Regions from separate parts of the Homo sapiens genome. Here region 1 is linked to region 2. The links are chromatin contacts, found by Hi-C in ENCODE. All regions are on one chromosome and are shown on one strand. Each heading gives the region's core, a stretch centred on a gene start or an enhancer-like site at or near the end of the contact. The rest is flanking DNA. Distances are from core to core; before and after follow the strand shown. Region 1 overlaps FGD4 (FYVE, RhoGEF and PH domain containing 4). Region 2 holds the start of AMN1 (antagonist of mitotic exit network 1 homolog).

Region 1 (2,700 bases), core at 116-2,615, 860 kb before region 2:
AACATTCTTACCCTCTTTCCTGGGCTCTGGATCCACAGTTCCACTTGCTTAATTAATATCTCCAAATGGATGTTTTGCAGGAACCATAAACTTAGTATAAGAGTACAAAACTAACCTAATTAGCAACTCTACTTCCTTCTCTCAAACCCACACCATTACTTTCCTTCCTGTCATCTCAATGATTTCAACATGTCAGGAAGCCATGGCCTGGAGAGTTTGTTAAAGTGATGTGTCTGGCCAGGCACAGTGGCTCACACCTGTCAGCACTTTGGGAGGCTGAGGCGGGTGGATCACTTGAGCTCAGGAGTTCAAGACCAGCCTGGGCAACATGGTGAAAACCTATCTCTACAAAAAATACAAAAATTAGCCAGGCGTGATGGTGCATGCCTGTAGTCCCAGGTACTCAGGAGGCTGAGGCAGGAGAATTGCTTGAACCTAGGACGTGGAGGTTGTAGTGAGCCGAGATAGCGTCACCGCACTCCAGCCTGGCAGCCTGGGCAACAGACCGAGACCCTGTCTCAAAATAAATAAATAAATAAATAAATACAGAATAAAAAATAAGCAATAGCCATTAAAATTTTTTAATTACAAAAAAAGTGATGTGTCAGTGGTCACCTAGCTAGTAAGTGACGGGGCTGGGATTTGAACTCAGGTATTTTCATTCCAAAGCCTTCATGCCTAAACCAATAAATCGTAATGCTTCCAGAATTTTTTTTTTTTTTTTTTTTTTTTTGAGAGAGTCTCACCCTGTCATCCAGGCTGGAGTGCAATGGTGCGACCTAGGCTCACTGCAACCTCCACATCCAGAATTCAAGCAATTCGCCTGCCTCAGCCTGCTAGTAGCTGGGACTACAGGTGCTTGCTACTGCGCCCAGCTAATTTTTGTATTTTTAGTAGAGATGGGGTTTCACCATACTGGCCAGGCTGGTCTCGAACTCCTGACCTCAGGTGATCCCCCTACCTTGGCCTCCCAAAGTGCTGGGATTACAGGGGTGAGCCACTGCACCCAGCCCAGAATATTCTATTTTTGTAAGACATCTACACCTGGACTTCCAAGAAGCCCCTCAATTCAGTATTGCAAAATGTAATTTATTTTTTGCCCACAAAATAGGTTCTGCCTTCCATTCTCTTGTAGTTCATGTGCCATCTGCCAATTCATCCAGCCTAGGAGTTGAACCTGACTTAACCCCCACATCTAGCCACAAGGTCCTCAGAATCTTCCTTGTCTCTCACCCTCTGCTTCATCCAGGCCCCCTTCATCTCACACCTGGACTAGTACAGTTGCTTCCTAACCACGTGCCCTGCTCCATCTGTTTTCCCTTTCATCTGACTCATTTTTCAAAAACCCACACATGTGTCATCATGTCACTTCCATGCTTTAATTGTTTCTGAGGCCAGATAATATTAGGCTTATGGAAAGTTTGAATTCATATGGGGGAAATACCTATGTATAACCCAACAAAACAGGATACAGAGTGACCATACATTATGCGATCAAGTATGTTTTTTCAAACAGCTCAGAAAAACAAGCTAGAATATCAAATATCTAAGCAATTCTCACTGGTAGAATTATGGGTGTGGTTTTTGTGTGTATTTTCTGTGCTTTGCCAATTTTCTTCTTTTTCAATGAAAATTGTAAACTTTTAGCAACTTAAAAGGTTTTAAAAACCTTTTAAGATTTTTAAACTTTTTAAACTTCCAAACTTTTAAAAGTCTCTAATGTTTTCAGGAAAAAAATATGTATATTCTTAACAGGCATTCAAAAGCCCATTGCAGTCTGTTCTTAGCTTACTCTTCTAAATCTAGCCTTGTACCTCTGTATTAATTTCTCTAGCCATTCTGACCTCTGATTATGCAGTCAGAAATATTCCTCCAAATGCAGCATCTACAATCTTGCCTCTACTCATTGCTCACACTTTCACTCACCCCCATCCCAGCGTATCTTTGATCTCACCCAGCAATCTCCCATCCTTGCTTCAAGGCTACTTCAACTGCTTCTCAGCAGCCTGGCCCTCAACTAGTACTCCTGGGGCACAACTGCTCCTTCATCTGCATTTCCCTTTTTTTTTTTTTTTTTTTTTTTTTTGAGACAAGGTCTCAGCTCTGTGGCCCAGGTGAGAGTGAAGTAGCAGGATCATAGCTCACTGCTGCCTCGACCTTCTGGGTTCAAGCAATCCTCCCACCTAAGCCTCCCGAGTAGCTGGGACTACAGGCAAGTGCCACCGCACCCAGCGAACTTTTAAATTTTTTGTAGAGATGGGGTTTTGCCCGTTGCCCAGGTTGGTCTCAAACTCCTGGACTCGAGAGATCCTCTGCCGTAGCCTCCCAAAGTGCTGGGATAGCAAGTGTGAGCCACTGCACCTGGCCCAGTCATCTGTATTTCCAAAGCACTTACTGTATCATATTATGTCAATTTGTGTATGTCTCTCACCCCTCAGCAGACTGAGGCTTTGTTGATAGGGCTTGTCTAGTCCATTTCTATGTTGCTGGTGCCCAGGAGAGTGAGACTGGCACACTGAATTTTTTAATTGAACAGTTCAATTTTTTTCACATTTTTCTTTCTTATATTATGAACCTAGTAAACTGAGTAGCCACAAAAAAGAATTTTCTGAGTTCACCGTTCAGTTCTAAGTGAATAAAGAAAAGTTGCCTTTAAGATATACATATATATATATATATATATATATATATATATATAAA
Region 2 (2,700 bases), core at 97-2,596:
CGGCCTCCCAAAGTACTAGGATTACAGGTGTGAGCCACCGCGTCTGGCCTTGAGACAGTTCTTATCTCAGACATACAAGCATGAGTTTCCTTCCTTTCTGGTCTCTAGGCTCCAATTTGTCTGGGTCTGACAATAGTTACTTCTCCTGGAATCTGCAACTTTCAGAGCACTTTATGGAAAAAGTCGGCCAACCCCTGCCCTACACTCACTCTTGATCACTCTCCAGTGTAGCCATCCCAAACTATTTGCAGACCACCCTTTTCTCTCTGATCTGTATCCCACCCCCATGGGTGCTTCCATAGAACTAACCCCATCTAAGCATTTAACAGTTATTCTAATTGCCCTTTTACTTGTCTGACCCAAGTGTTCGCCACTCAATCCTCAGCACCCAGCACGATCCCTAGCCCTCGTTCAGCGCTTAATAAATCCATGTTGATTCAATGTGTAGCATCCTGAACAGGCAACAGCAGTGGGTTCCAACTTTCAAGGAGCTTAAAAAAGGAACTCAGCATACAAACAACAGACTAATCTACAAGGAAGAATGAGGGGGGTGGAGGGAGCACTAAAAAGCAGCAAGTACTCTGCAGCAGAACCAAAGATAAAATTCCACCTAAAGGTGCCCTTTCTTCAGGATCCTTCCTAATTTGAATACAGGTTCCCTTCTCCTCCATGACGAAATTCTTAGTGAGGTTACTTGTTGGTACGCAGTGTCCTCATCTGTAAAATAAGGCTAAATAATTACGATTTCACCGGATTATAATGAATATGGTTAAGTATTGAACTAAGGCCTAGAAAGCACGTAGCTCAGTGCACGCTTCCTAGAAAGTGCTCAGTAAACTCGGATCCTCTAACACGCTCCGTTTGATGTTAATGGAGTCCGTATCCGAGCGGGTCTCCAGTGTGCATCGCCAAGGGTATGGCCCAGCATCCAACGCATCCTTTTAGTAAGAGTAGCGACTTCTCAGCGCTCCCTTCGCCCCAGGAGAGTTCTCGGCTCGCGGCGTCGCGGCGGGGCTGCGCGCTGGGCTGAACTCCCAAGAAACCTCCTGCAGCTGAACCGGAGCAGACGCCCGCCAGGTGAAAGAACTACAACTCCCGTCACGTTGCATCCGAGTTTAGGGCCTCTTTATAGTTTATCACACCCAGCCTCTTCCGCGCAGCCCTCAGTGGCTCCGCCCCAAAGGGGGCTCTCTTCTTTCCTTGTGGAGTCCGAAGCGTGGCCACGCCCCGGTCACCGGAAAAATCCGTGTGACGTCACAAAAACCTACGCGTCGCGCGGTGGGCGGGAGTTGGCGGACGGTCCCTGGCTGGGTTCTGGAGGCCCTGGGACCGCGGAAGAGGCTTCAGACGCTGCAGCGATGCCTCGCCCACGGCGGGTCAGTCAGCTCCTGGATCTGTGAGTCTACCCTGTCCCGCCTCCCTTCGCGCCGCCCCAGCACCTCCTCCAAACGGCCAGGCCCTGCGCTGCTCTTCCTCCCCGCCCCTTTCCCACCCCCCCCGCCGACCTCTGAAGAGGCCCCGCGTGTGTTTCTGTCCCTGGGTTCCTGATCTGTCGTTTCCTGGCTGAGGACAGTTGTGCAAAGTGGGTCTCTTGGCGGGCTTGCCCCTCCAACACTCCGCTGCGCGATGAGCGTCCATTCCTCCGTCAGCCTTGACAGCTCGGCGCCCCGGCTGTTACTGGCAGTGGCCTCTCTCTTAGCAGCTAAAAGCCTTGGTAGAAAAAAACACAACGCTAGATGAGGTTCTCAAAAGCTTCTAGCAGAATTCCACCCCTGTAACTGGAATAAACATTGACAGACCCTGGGATAAAGGTAACAAAGTGGTTAAGACCACGGATCCCTGGCTGAGATTGCTGGGTTCAGCCCCCGGCTCTGCCATTCACCAGCCACGTGACCATGGACCGGTAACGTAACCTCTCCCTGTGCCTAGGTTCTTTATCTATAAAATTTTTGTGATAATAGCACCCATCACATGGAGTTGTCCTGAGGGATAAATTTAAAACATGTAAAACCCTTATAAGGATGCCCAGCAAATAATAAACACCACTAAGTGTTATTGTTATTATTATTTCCTACCAGAAATTGTACGGAAATGGAAGTTACAAGGGCAATTGCGTCTCTCCAGGAGCTTTCAGTCCGTTAATATTGCCATGTAAAAAATAGACATCTTAAGGATAAGGAGAACAATCTCCTTAATCTACTGAAGGCTTTCTGAAACAATGGCATCTGATATTTTACATTAAACTTGGGAGGCCGAGGTGGGAGAACTGCTTGAGCTCAGGAGTTCGAGACCAGCCTGGGCAACGTGGCGAAACCCCGCCTCTACTAAAGATACAAAAATTATCTGGGCACGGTGGTTCACGCCTGTAATCCCAGCACTTTGGGAGGCCGAGGCACTTGAGATCAGGAGAGTTGGAGACCAGCCTAGCCAGCACGGCAAAACCGCGGCATGTACTAAAAATACAAAAATTAGCCAGGAGTAGTAGTGGCGCCGGTAGTCCCAGCTACTCTGGAGGCTGAGGCAGGAGAATCGCCTCAACCCAGGAGGCAGAGGTTGCAGTGAGCTGAGATCGCGCCACTGCACGCCTAGGCTGCTAGGCGACAGAGCGAGACTGTCTCAAAAAAATAAAATAAATAACTATAATATATGTAGAATAATATCACAAGCGGGAGAGTAACAAACTTTTGAAATTTCTAATAA

Evidence for each region. Hi-C counts contacts between places; a loop is a spot of excess contacts on that map. Pooled maps may share reads with other maps.
Region 1: a pooled map shows a loop between it and region 2 (2.7-fold over the local background). The contact joins the enhancer-like site here to the promoter of AMN1 in region 2. A Hi-C loop is called at or near these places in 5 of 50 pooled maps.

What each region holds. Positions count from the first base shown.
Region 1 is chr12:32,585,221-32,587,920 of GRCh38, reverse strand. The region is part of intron 4 of FGD4 (FYVE, RhoGEF and PH domain containing 4); the gene reads right to left. Among named protein-coding and RNA genes, the nearest start is that of DNM1L, 93 kb to the left of the region's middle. Within about 2 kb of position 1,365, at least 3 of the 41 ENCODE cell types and tissues checked have a DNase peak (open chromatin) inside an H3K27ac peak, as active enhancers do.
Region 2 is chr12:31,727,667-31,730,366 of GRCh38, reverse strand. It overlaps AMN1 (antagonist of mitotic exit network 1 homolog), which reads left to right and starts at 1,346. Exons shown (of 7, transcript NM_001113402.2): 1 at 1,346-1,396. The coding sequence starts at 1,359. AMN1-AS1 (AMN1 antisense RNA 1) reads right to left here and starts at 1,102. Exons shown (of 1, transcript NR_198987.1): 1 at 1-1,102. LOC105369722 (a long non-coding RNA gene) reads right to left here. Exons shown (of 3, transcript XR_931497.3): 3 at 1,477-1,710. RefSeq lists enhancers at 838-1,037, 433-1,065, 1,078-1,427 and a silencer at 1,478-1,557.